2 separate regions of the Homo sapiens genome follow, and region 1 is linked to region 2. The links are chromatin contacts, found by Hi-C or POLR2A ChIA-PET in ENCODE. All regions are on one chromosome and are shown on one strand. Each heading gives the region's core, a stretch centred on a gene start or an enhancer-like site at or near the end of the contact. The rest is flanking DNA. Distances are from core to core; before and after follow the strand shown. Region 1 holds the start of LINC03069 (long intergenic non-protein coding RNA 3069). Region 2 holds the start of LINC01539 (long intergenic non-protein coding RNA 1539).

Region 1 (6,879 bases), core at 854-3,353, 54 kb after region 2:
GTCCAGCACGCAACCTTCTAACAGCCAAGTTAACACAGCACATAGCCATGGCATCTGCCTTAAAAGCCTGGAGTGGAGAAAAGGAGTCCTGGCACAGGTCAGTGTCGAGGTGAAACCTTTTATCTTCATCCTGTCACATTATTTGTCATTTCCATATGGGCCACTGACAGCTGTCAGTCAAGTAAAGCTTACCCTGCCGCTGGCAATCTCAAGGCATACAAAAAAGAGACTAACGAAAGCCTGTCTTAATTAGGTGATAATTAAACATTCCAGCCAGAAACCTCCAATCAGTCTGACAGAACACACCCGTTCAAAACATGGTTTTGCAGCGATATTCCAACAGACTGATAAGGTTTTGCCTCTCTGGGAATTAAAAAAAAAAAAAAAAGTTCAAGGTTCATCAAGTATTTTGCAGATTTGACGTGAGGATTAAGCAGGAATAAATATACCTAAAGGGAATCAAGAAACGGGGAGCGTCCCTAGGGAACTGCATTCCTCTCCTCCTGCGAAGACAGTCAGGTTACAACCAGCACCCAGAGGCGCAGTCTCAAAGGTGGAAAAGAAGCGAGAAAGGGCCTGCGTTCTGACAGTGCTGCGCATGCTCACGCCGTGCGCATGCTCAGAACGAATTACAATAGACGCGTTTCTCCCACGTTGCCTCGCTAATGGCGTGGATGGGTACAAGGAGCACTGCGTGTGTACCTGTGAGCCTCAGCTCCTTCTAATTTAGTGACAGAGCTACCATTCTCATCTCCACATAGTATCTCCTGAGTAACTGTCCAGTTCTCAGGCGGCTTAACTCCCACTAAGCCCCGAAGAGATAGATTTTCTATTTTTTAAAACGCAAGCCCCTATAAAGGGATAGACGGTGCTTCTTTTAAAGAGCTTTTAAATATTATTAAACTCAAATTTTCCTCTCTAGCAGGTTCATGGCATGTAGAGTTAAATATAGAAAGAGCGTTTGCACAAAGCCTGTATTTGATTAGTTCCCTTCTTAACTGATATAATTAAATATTGAATTGACCCAGAGTGCTGAATATTACTTTCTGGTGGGACCTGTGCCACCAAATACCTAAAAGCCTTTAGTTGTTTCTTTGCTGCAATGGATCAAATTAAGCTGCAGTTCCCCAGGCCTCATTTGACCTAAAACTGTTTTAATGCTGAAATGCTTTTCCAGGTATCTTGCCAGTTGCCGTTGATCTAAGACTTAATAAGACATCACTTGGGGTTCCAGCAGCAGCCTGTATGGGGCTGAACAGTCTAACAGTGGGGCACTTCTGGAAAAAATTCCTAAGTTCTATTTCTATTTTATAGCTATCACCAATACACAAACACACATGCCCCACCACCCCCAAGAGGGAGGCATTACTTGTAGTACTGGTGTTATTCCTTAGAAATCTTACTACAAGGAACTTAGACATTTTATCTTTACAGCTAAACTCTAACATTAAGAGGCAAATTAAAAAGAGGAAAACTAAAGCCTCTGATGAGCTGGGAGTCAAGGACATCAAGATAGGAGATCCATTAGACTAGAAGTTTCCCATACCATTCAACTCAGGCAGTTTCTGTAGAACCACTCACAAAGATTTAACAATTTTCACCAACCTTATGAAGAGTTGCATAACTCCACTTCTTCCTCTTCATGTTCAGTTTTTCAGGGTCTCCTCCTTTGTTTCTTCTGAGATAAGAACCCAATATCCAATTCTTTAATTTGCCATTCTCAAACAAAAGCAACCACATTTTCAGTCAACTTCAAAAGTATTTTGATGTCACTGTTACGACTCAGTGTGTTTTCCTCTCTTCATGTGATTGAAATCCCTTTGTAAACTCTGAGAAAACTTGTTCTGAATTTTTTAAGAGGTTCAGCATGTTCAACCAGAAAACTTGTTCGTGCAGAACAGGAGTACATACCTCGAAGCTTCTGTTTCTAAGAGTTTATTGCTGGCTGAAGTAAAGGTTCTGATGGCCAGGATCAAATCATTCACCAAGGACACTGAGTGGTTTCTATTGCTGAATCTTGCACTTTGCTTCCCAAATAAAGTGTTTCCACCCGAAAGACCATTTTTAAGGGGCTGCTTCACTGTCTCTTCCTCCCACGCTAATTAATTTTTGGTTTCTAAGTCCTTAGTGTTTCTGCATTTGAATACTTCACTAAAAAACAATTAATCTGCTTGTGTGAAGAAGTGCGGGTCTAAGTACACTCAGATTAATTATTTGCCAAAGACTCTTTCAAATTATCTCTATCCCTGGTCCCAGGTAGTTACTTATCTATAGGGGAGGTGGCATACCTAATTGTAATCCTGATAAATAAATATATGGTTTTGAAGTTTGCTGTTTGTACTGGTCATTTGCCTGTTGGCTGTCAGATCCATTCACACTTCCTTCCCTCGTTCTGCTCTGTAGAGAGCTAATCTCTACAAGTTATAATTCCCAGATGCTCTTGCTCACTGGCTTCCATTAAGGTTAAATCAATGGGCAGCACTGGTGGAAACTGGAGGGTGGGAGGGGAGAGCGGCCCACCTCCTCATCCCTCACGTAGTACCTCCAACAGCTCCATCGTAGTTGCAGCCCATGTCGTGGTCCCAGCTCCCACCAGACTTTCTTCGTAGTTCTAGCTCCCACCTGTTAGTCAATCTGGACTCCCATCTTTTCCCTTTATGACCCTAAGAGTAGCAGCACCTCACCTATTTTCAGCCCCTCCAGCAACTCTATAGTGAATTACTTTTATTAAATTCCTTCAATTGAAATATCTGGCTTGTGCTCTCTTTGGAACATTAGTAATAGAGTTTTATTAATTCCACAATTTAAAAATGTTTTAATAGTTACAATTTAGAAAGCAGGTATAGAGTAAAAAATAGAAATCAATACCACTAAACACATACAGAGAAACATTTCCCTGTGCAGCAGGAAGGAGTAAATTATGCCATGAGGAAACACAAGCAATGTGGATGAGCTGGCCATCTTTGTTTGTAAACGAGGAACACAGGCTGAGAATGCCCAGCCACACATGCCATCAGCAGTGGCACCAGTGAGAGAGCCCAGATCTTCTCCAGCTCTAGCTGATGGGTACTTTGATTATAAAAAGTATGTCCACATTGAGAGCACAATGGAGAATTCAGATAAGTTTCCTGATAACCTAGTCATTAGAGCCTTTGTTCCGGTCATTTCATTGATGACCAAATGTTAGTAACCAACTATAATTTTATAGGCTAGAGTTTTCTAAATTCAGCCACAAAGTGCAACCACATTGATATATAATCTCTGGATTATGCATCCAGGGAGCCTATTTTCCTGGGAGTTACTAGATATTTCTTTCTTCCTCTCTGCTAAAATTAATACCATATCTGAAACAGAGAAGGGGATTAAAAATCACTTGCCTTAATTTTTAAATTTTTAATTATGACTTTAAAAACACATAAAATTTATTATCTTAACCATTTTAAGTGTACTTAACTGTACACTTAAATAGTGTTCAGTATGTGTTATCAGATATATAATTCAGTATATCTTATCAGATATATACTTCAGTAGTGTTAAGTATGTTCACATTTTTGTGCAAGCAAGTTCCAGAACTCTTTATCTTGAAAAGCTGAAACTCTGTACCATCAAACAATTCACCATTCCCTGCCTCCCCCTAGCCTCTAGTAACCACCATTCTAATTTCTCTTTATGAATTTTTCTATTTTAGGTACTTCATATAGGTAGAGTCATACCATATTTTTTTGTGTGTGACTGGTTTATTTCACTTAGCATAATGTCCTCAAGGTTAATCTATGTTGTAACATTTGTCAGAATATCCTTCCTTTCTCGAAGCTAAATGGTATTCCATTGTATGTATATACGACTTTTTGATTATCCATTGATATTGTTTGGATGTGTGTCCCTTTCAAATCTCATGTTAAAATGTAATCGCCAATGTTGAAGATGGGGCCCAGCGTAAGGTGTTTGGGTTATGAGGGTGAATCCCTCATGAATGTCTTGGTGTGTTCTCGTGACAATGAGTGAGTTCTCACTCTGAGTTCACATGAGATCTGATTGTTTAAAAGAGTGTGGCACCTCCCTTTATTGCTCCTGCTCTTGCCATGTGACATGCTTACTCCCCAACTGGCCTTCTGCCATGATTGTATGCTTCCTGAGGCCCTCACCAGAAGCCAAGCAGATGTTGGTGCCATACTCGTACAGCCTGCAGAACCACGAGCCAATTAAACCTCTTTTCTTTATAGAGTACCCAGTCTCAGGTATTTCTTTACAGCAACACAAGAACAGGTTAACACATCCTCTATGCATCAATGGATATAAATGGGTTCCTTATACCTCTTGGCTATTGTTAATAGTGTTGCAACAAACACAGGCATTCAAATATCTCTTTGAAACCCTGATTTTAATTCTTTAGGTATGCATCCAGAAGTTGAGTTGTTAGAACATATGGTAATTCTATTTTTGATTTTTTGAGGAATTTCTATGCTGTTTTCCATAGTGGCTGCAAAATTTTACATTCCCATCAATAGTGCACAAGGGATCCAGTTTCTTCATATCCTCACCAACACTGTTTTTCTCTGTTTTGTTTTTGCTTTTTGATGGTATCCATCCTAAGGGGTATGAGGTGCTATCTCATTACAGTTTTACATTTTTGTTTCTCTAATAATTAGTGATGGTGAACATCTTCTGGTATGGTTCTTGGCCAGTTGTATATTTTCTTTGGAGAAATATGTCTGTTCAAGTCCTTTGCCTACGGTTTAATTTGCTGTTTGTTTTTTTTTTTTTGCTGTTGTTCAGTTGTAGGAGTACTTTATATATTATGGATATTAACCCCTTATCAGATATATGATTTGTAAATATTTTCTCCCATTCCATGAGTTGCCTCTGTTGATAGTGGAGCCGTTTTTATGTGAGGTGTGTTGTTGTTGTTGTTGTTGTTGTTGTTGTTTTTAAACCCTAGTAGCTGGGATTACAAGTGTGTGCCACCGCGCCCGGCTAATTTGTGTATGTTTAGTAAAGATGGTGTTTCACCATGTTGCCCAGGCTGGTCTCAGACTCCTGAGCTCAAGTGATCCTCCTGCCTCAGCATCCCAAAGTGCTGGGATTACAGGCATGAGCCACCATGCCCAGCCAGTGGTGCAGTTTTTATGTTTTTATGTGATCTTATTATCTGTTTTTTCTTTGATGCCTGCGATTTTGGTGCCATATCTTAGAAATCATCACCAAATTCAATGTTTTGAAGCTGTTTCCTACATTTTTGTTCCAAATTTTATAGTGTTAGCTTTCATATTTAGGTCTTTGATCCATTTTCCTTTCTTTCCTTCCTTTCTTTCTTTCTCCCTCCCTCCCTCCCTCCTTCCTTTCCTCCCTCCTTCCTTCCCTCCTTCCCTTCCCTTCCCTTCCCTTCCTTATTTTTTTTTAATTAAAAAAATTTTTTTTTTTTGCTGACAGGGTCTTGCTCTGTCATCCAGGCTGGAGTCCAGTGGTGTGACCATAGTTCACCCTAGCCTCAAACTCCTGGGCTCAAGTGATCCTTTTGCCTCAACCTCCTGAGTAGCTGAGATTACAGTTGTGAACCACTGTGCCCAGCCTGTTTTGCATTTATTTTGTAGATGATGTAAGGTGTGGGTCTAATTTTAATCTTTTACATGTAGATATCTAGTGTTCACAGCCCCATTTGTTGAAAAGACAGTCTTTCCCGAATAAATGGCCTCGACATCTTGTCAAAAGTCTCTTGGACATAAAAGTTAGCATTTACTTCTGGGCTCTGTATTTTATATTTTATTCTATTTATTTATATATCTATCTTTATGCCAGTTCCACACTATTTTGATCACTGCATCTTTGTAATAAGTTTTGAAATCAGGAAATGTGAGACATGAAACTTTGTTTTTATTTGTTAAAATTATTTTGGCTATGCAGTGTCCCTTGAGATTCCATATGAATTTTAGAATGTTTTTCTCTATGTCTGCAAAAATACCATTGGGCCTTGCCTTAATTTATCGCTTACTATTAAAATTATTAAACACTGTTCAAAATCCAGCTTTAATCCACCACCTTCAGAAGCTTTTCATGACCTTCCAACCTTCTGAAACTGTGATAATATTGTATTAATATATTTTGCCTTAGCTGTTGCACAGGCAAATCAATGATTTAACACAAAAGTTTATCTCTGGCTCACATCACAGTCTAAGGCAGTGTCTTAGTCCATTTTCTATTGCTATAGCAGAATAGCTGACACTGAATAATTTGTAAAGAAAATATTTTATTTAGCTCATGGGTTTGGAGGCTGGGAAGTACAAGATTGGGTGGTTGCATCTGTTCAGCTTCTGGTGAGGGCCTTCTGCTGCATCATAACATGGCAGAAAGCATCACAGGACATGAAAGCTGTTTGAGAGACAAGCTGGATTTTATAACAAACCCACTCTAGTGATAACTAACCCACTCCCATGATAACTCATTAATCAATTAATTCAGGAATGGGTTAATTCATTAATAAGGGCTCTGCCAACCATCTCTTAGATGCCCCACCTCTTAATAGTGTTACATGGGGAATTCAGTTTCAACACACGTTTCAAAGGAGGCAAATATTCAAACCATAGCAGGTAAGTTGAGGGCCTTTACAGGGCCCCACTCCTCCAAGTGTTGACTCAGACATTCAGGATGCTTCTATCTCATTAGGTATGCAATTAAGGACACATGATCACCCAGTTTGCCCCAGCGGAGGAAGAGCAAGATAGAGACACACTGGTTATTAAAGCCTCCACCTGGATGATACACACAAAACTCTATTCACATTTTACTGACTAACAGTAGTCACTTGGCCCCTTAACTGCAGGGGAAGCTGAGGAATGTGTAAGAGTGTTTCATTTGGTGAATACTGTTGCTGACACAAGCACA
Region 2 (6,451 bases), core at 1,176-3,675:
AAAATATGGATAATCATACCTACTTATGGGGCAACTTTTGAAGATGAAATAAAGTAATATGTTTAAAAGGCACTTTAAAAATGGTAAAGTACTACTACTACTAAAAGGGTTATAATGATTTCCATGAAGAGGAAAACAAGTAATAAATAATTAAGCTGACATCAATAAATGATTTTTGAAGAGAACCTTCCAGGATATACTGTATGGTCAATATTAGCTTATCCAATCTACTATACATTCTACTCCTCAGGCCTACAAAATGGCCATGGATGCTGTTCATGATAATTCAGCAAAGCTGAAAAATTCCTAAACATCTTGTATCTCATCCAAGGAAGAGTCCCCTGAAAGTTTTTAAAACTTGGAGATTGGTCAATTTATGAATGAATATGCTGACACCCAGAGCTATAAAGTGACTTTTGAGCCTAGTATTGGTATTTTTCTCTATTTAAAATCTCTGACATAAGGTCCCAAATACATAGTAATTGTGAGTTTTAGCTTTAATATTTAATTGACCAAGATAGAAGAAAATTGGTGCCCCACAGAATTAGGAACGTGGTAAAGTGTGGAAGCACTGGAATCATGAACCAAAGTTATGAGTCTCAGAACTGGCCTAGCTCTTTCATAAAGCCAATTCACTTAGCACTAGTCTCATGAGGGGCAAATAGGGTTAGCTCTTCCAATTCCTTGGCTGCATACATTTCTATATTACTACTACTTTTAATGGCAAAAACCACAATTACTTTTGCGCCAACCTAATACTAAGTATTTAAACTCTCCTTAGTTGATCTTACACATCATCAACTCCCAGGAAAGTGGAACACTGAATCAAATACACTTCTTGTTCATAAAGGTATATTTGATTTCTACCATGTAATGGAGTTTCATCTTTTAAAACAACTATTATGAATCACTCTCTTCTCAAAAACCTTCCCTCGCCTCCAAACAGAAACCACTCTGAAAGAAGCAGATCTTAGTGAATTTTTGGAAGCTGTGGCCTTGTCTGATAGACTCTGTTTAAACACCACTTTTACATTAAATGCCAAATCCTCAGCTCTATGCACTGCCTCATTAGTTATTAATGAGGCAACATATTTGTTCAAAATTTATGGTTGTTGATTTGCTCCCATCACTGTATGAAATATTAACATAGCATTTGTACTTGCAACCATTTGCAGACATTAGATTGTGCATTTGCATATTCATGAACACTCATAAATGTTTAAGGAGACAGCATAGAAAGCATGGGCGCTGTCAGACAGACAGTAAAAAGGCATATTTACAGCGTTAATAAGTATTTGAGTTTATAGGCCAAAATGATGAGCAACAAATTAAGTGAAATTCTGGTTTGCCTATTGCAGAGACCTAGGGATTTTGCTATTTTTTAAAGCTTGTAAACTTGAAATTCATTTCATAGATGCTGAATAAACGCTTATTGTTTAGTCACAAAATATATGCACTCTGTGCAAAGAACTTCCTAAGAGTATCAGGCTCTTGGAGATTTCATCTCACTCTTTCTGAGATGCAGTTTTTGTCTGCCTTGGGGTTCCCTTCTATCAAAGTAATGTGGGAAGGCAAATGTGTCATATACTTAACCAGAATTATTTTCTGTTTTGGTTCCACAGAGGAACTTGGACAAATGATATGTTTGGTGTAACAACAACAGCCAATGTACTTGACTCAGTCTGTCAATTTATACAAACTAAGTCCTGGCAATGAAAAGGTTCAAGCATGGAGCACTAATGGACAATATGAGGGAGAGGCATAAACCATCCAACTAACAAACAAACGCTTGATTTACAAATAATCCATGCATACGAATGTCTGCCAACATCCCACCAAACCCATTCCACTATAAGAAATCTCACCCCTTGCCACATTCCTAAGAGTCATGGTGAAAAATCTAGACCCTTTTGGAAGTTTTATGGGTAAATGATGGAGAAAGTATTACATTAAATCTCTACCTCACACTATATACAAAAATTAATTCCAAATATTTTAAGAGAATTGATGATGAAAGGAAAAGCTATAAAACTTATATTATGTAAAACAAATATAGGAAAATAATCTTCCTGACCTCAGGGCAATGGGAAAAAAGGAATTAAGCCATCCTGTGGGCAGTATCACTACCTGTGCCATGCCATTGTTAAATGTCTCAAATATCATCTCTGGGTGAATGAATGTGTGAGATAGCTCACCATATCCTTGTACCAGCAGGAGAGGGAGGTCATAGATTGGAACATGGGTTGTAGTTGGCTTCTGTTGCCATGGCCTAATTGTTCTGCTGGTCACTTCTTGCCCCCTTGGCATTACTGCTGAAATCTGCAACTAGTAGATCCATGGTCTTTTCTTTCTTGGCACAGCAAGGATATTCTTTTCCTCTCTGGTGACACGCTGTGCTGCAACTTTTGCTCATTCTATTCATCTATGAGGTCTGAAAGTTCTTTTCATTTATTCTTTAGCCTAGGCAACCTCCTCAACAGGCCATGGCAACAAGGCCACTTCACCATCCCTGCAGTGATTCCTCAGTAATTCACCACCAGAAGCACCATCACCTTCCTTCTGTGTCCCTCCACAAAGCCAGTTGGGACTTCTAGATATTTTTGAAGGCATATTGAACTAGATGGTGTTCTAGGGTACTAATTTCAAGCTGTTGTTCTCCTAACCATGCCACCATAGCAGCAATTTTATTCTGATGCATAGATTTGTATAGAGAGGGTAAGAAATTATTCCATGAAGTGATCCCTTCTCAGAATTTTAAATAAGAAATGGAAAAACTTTCTGTACTCTCAGAGTTTTCATAATTTCCCCTGGGGTAGGAGGGCAGGTGCAGAAGGTGAGTCCAACATGTTTGTATCTGATCTCGTCTCTTTCTGACCCCCTTCCCTTCCATACAATCATCTTGTACCAAGAGGGATGTGCTTTTCCTTCCTCTTTTCTGTGCAGCAATATCCTCTCTTACATCCTATTCTCTTTCCAGAAATACATTGACTCTGCTCCTTTCACTAGGGCTATGGTGGCAGAAAGGATACAGGGAAAAACACACTGACTTTTTGAGAAGAGAATAAAATCTAACCTCCTATGCACACAGCCTTTGATGAGTCAGAAACAACACACATTACACACAGACATACACACACAGATTCACACACACACAGATACACACACACATGTTAACTTCTACTAATGGGAAGAAATTTATTTATTAATTCAACACACATTTGTTGTGACTCCATGTAAGCACAGTGACTCTCATGCAAACACAGTGGTGCACAAACAGGAAGCTATTTTTAAAAATAAAGCTGTATTCTACACTTCAAGGAAAGAAATAAGTAATAAACAAAATAAATAATACTGAATATATCAAGTTATTATAAAATGCTAAAAAGAAATAAGGCCAGGTAAGACCATAGAGAATGATAGATGAATGGAAAAATGCTTTATTGGATGTGGTGACTAGGGAAGGCCTTTATCATAAGATAACATTTAAGCAGGGAACGGAACAAAGATAAAGAAACAGCCACGTGGACGTGTGGTGGAAGATCGTTTGAAGGAGGAGAAGAGCAAGTCAAAGGCCCTGAGGCAAGAGCACACTGGGCATGTTCAAGGTTGGTCATGAAAGCCACTACAGTGGGAGTGCAGGGATGAGTGGGAAGGGAGTGGGAGGTAAGATCAGAGGGACGGTGAGAGGATGGATCATAAGCTTAGATCACAAATTTGGATCTGCATGATTTGGGAAGCCACTGAAGAATTTCTAGCAGAAAGATTATACGATTTCATTTACATTTTCAAGGAAGCCATCTGGCTACTATGTTGGGAACAAATTTAGGTGGCACAAGTGTGGAAGCTGAGAGACCAGCTAGGAGGTGACTACAATATTCCAGGTGGGACAGGCTCAGACTGAGGAATTAGCTGGGAAGGAGAGAGAAATAGTAACATTCCGGGGGAATGTGAGATTTGCATATGGGGTGTAAGAAAAAGAATCACAGTTACTCTATGGTCTGGGACCTGAGCAACCAGAATTATACTGATATGAAGCCAACAGTAGGAGGAGCAATTTGGGGGTGGGGATCAGAGCTCAGTTTTGGGCAGGTTCAGGAGGCAGATCTCAACTGAAGGGAGGCCAAACAAGCAGCTGCATTCTAGAGTTCAAGGAGTAGGTCCAGGCCAGATCAGCAACTAAGACAGTAACTAGCATACAGATGACATTTAAGGCCATATACTAGGTGGGATCTCCCAGGGTGGGATTTTAGACAGAAGAGAAAACAGGGTGGATCTTGATCTCTGGAGCACTCTGATGTTTGGAGGTCATGGGTCTGAGGAGAAACTAGCAAAAGAGACAGAGCAGTTACTGGGGCAGAAGGAAAAGAGAAGAATGTTGAAATAAAGAAGTGTCCAAGGAGGAGAGACTGTGTTGAGTACAGCCTGTCAGTGGGGTGGGAGGAGGAAGAAGAACTGGCTGTTGGCCCTGGAATGTGGGAGCATTGGTGCCTGGGGAGGTCAGTGTCCACTGGGCCTTACCATGGTGGCTCATAGGAGAAAGAAGAGGAGAAAAAAGTTTTGAGAGTAAGTGAATTTTGATAGAGATAACTTTGAGCTTTACTCTTTGGCTCAGTAAGATGGGTTCCTTGGGAGGACAGAACAAAATGGAGAAACCATCTTCTCTTCCTCCCTGAAAAGGGCCTGCCCTGAACAATCGTGTACAGGGAGTACAAGTCCCTCATTCCTCTGCAGCAGCAGGAAATGGGCTCTGTCCAGGCCACTGGACTCCACTGATGTGCTGAATAAGTGGAACTCGTCTTTTTGAAATGAATGCCTCGGGTACGTCCTGTTCCCAGCTCCTTCTCCAGCACCCGCAGCCCCTCGGCTGACATTTCAGAAACACAGCCCAAGCTGAAATGGGCAGCCTGCCCATGGAAGAGATGGGGCAGAGGGAGACTGTGGCCTGTTCACACAGTTTGGTGGAAAGTGAAGACTGAAGGGGCTTGTAAGTAGCACAACTAATAAAGCTCCTATTTATCTAAACCCACATTCCACAGAGCTTCACAGATCTTAGAGACATGAGCTCATTCCTTCTTCTCGCTCTGAGGTAGTGAGTCAGGTTCCTTGAGCTTTATTTTACTTATGAATAAAATAATGTGACGAACCGAGAATCCTAGCAACCTCAGGACCATGGATTTTTCAGCATTTTCAGAGCGCTCTCTGTAGCTGAGAAGCTCACCAGGGCAAAGGAACCCCATTAGTGTATGTTTGAATAAGGGAGACAAGACAAGAATGTTTAACCAAGCAATCTAAGTCCAAATATGGAAATGGGAGACCGGACTGAGCTTTGCATAATGGGTCAGTCCCGGGTTCTGTGAGGATTTAGCCCCTTGGCCTCTCATTCTGACTCCACGTGGGGCAATTTAATTTCTCTCTGCTTCAGCTTCTTTCCCTGGACAACGGAGATCAAAATAGAACCACCTGAGGATACAGTGACATAGTACACATGGGAGACTTAGAGTAGAGCTTGGCACAGGGATGGGCATGGTGGCTCATGCCTATAATCCCAGCACTTTGGGAGGCTGAGGTGGGTGGATTGCCTGAGACTAGCCTGGCCAACATGGTGAAATCCTTTATCTACTAAAAATACAAAAATTAGCCAGGTGTGGTGGTGCACACCTGTAGTCCCAGCTACTTGGGAGGCTGAGGCAGGAGAATCACTTGAACCCAGGAGGTGGAGGTTGCAGTGAGCAGAGATCATGCCACTGCACTCCAGCCTGGGTGACAGAGTGAGACCCTCATTAAAGATATTTGTTAAAATATTTTTATTATTATCATTATAACTATTGTTATTATTATTTAAAGAGGATAAGAGAATATCAATAAAAGAATGAAAACCTTCCTGGCTCATTCAAGCTAGGGAAGAAAAGAATTTTATCTAGAAATTTGGTAACACCAAACAGAAAACTGTTGCTTTAGTTATGGTAACTCCAGCTATTTTAAGAAGTAAAGCCCAAAATTTCAGTGGCTTAACACACTAGAAGATGATTTTTTGATCACATAGTAGCACTGGGCAGGCGAGCTGATTGACAGCCCTCTTCCACACAGTGGTTCAGGGACCCAGCCTGGTGCCATTTTCAATATGAAGCTTTCAAGGCAACTCTGGATGTCATTTCTGTTCCAGAAGGGGGAAAATGCATGGAGGAGGATAAGTCGAGGCATGTGTGAGGAAGAAAGCTAATATACATCAAGCCTAGAAATGAAACATTATTTTCTCTTTCATTCCATTGAGTAGACTTCTCTCAATGTGTATCTCTCAGAATTCTGAGAATTCTCTCAGAATGCGTATCTCAACAAAGGGGGATAGATATCAAATAAGCTGTTGGATATAAGAGTCTAGAATCCAGAGAATAGGTACAGACTAGAGCTGCAAATGAGAGAACAAAACCCTGCCAACGGAAGGTGGAATGCT

Evidence for each region. A loop is a pair of places that touch in the nucleus more often than their neighbours do. ChIA-PET counts read pairs that join two places held with the same protein, here RNA polymerase II (POLR2A).
Region 1: a loop to region 2 is called in a map of A673, with 2.2 times the contacts of the local background. The contact joins the promoter of LINC03069 here to the promoter of LINC01539 in region 2. A Hi-C loop is called at or near these places in 5 of 168 maps with a recorded cell type or tissue (A673, IMR-90, endothelial cell of umbilical vein and 2 more). POLR2A ChIA-PET finds 5 or more read pairs at or near these places in 1 of 52 experiments (AG04450).

Annotation. Positions count from the first base shown.
Region 1 is chr18:56,189,159-56,196,037 of GRCh38, forward strand. LINC03069 (long intergenic non-protein coding RNA 3069) reads right to left here and starts at 2,104. Exons shown (of 9, transcript NR_148972.1): 1 at 1,606-2,104.
Region 2 is chr18:56,135,111-56,141,561 of GRCh38, forward strand. LINC01539 (long intergenic non-protein coding RNA 1539) reads right to left here and starts at 2,426. Exons shown (of 9, transcript NR_040026.1): 1 at 2,196-2,426. The region is part of intron 3 of LINC03069 (long intergenic non-protein coding RNA 3069); the gene reads right to left. LOC105372132 (a long non-coding RNA gene) reads left to right here and starts at 2,468. Exons shown (of 3, transcript XR_935498.4): 1 at 2,468-2,833; 2 at 3,492-3,605.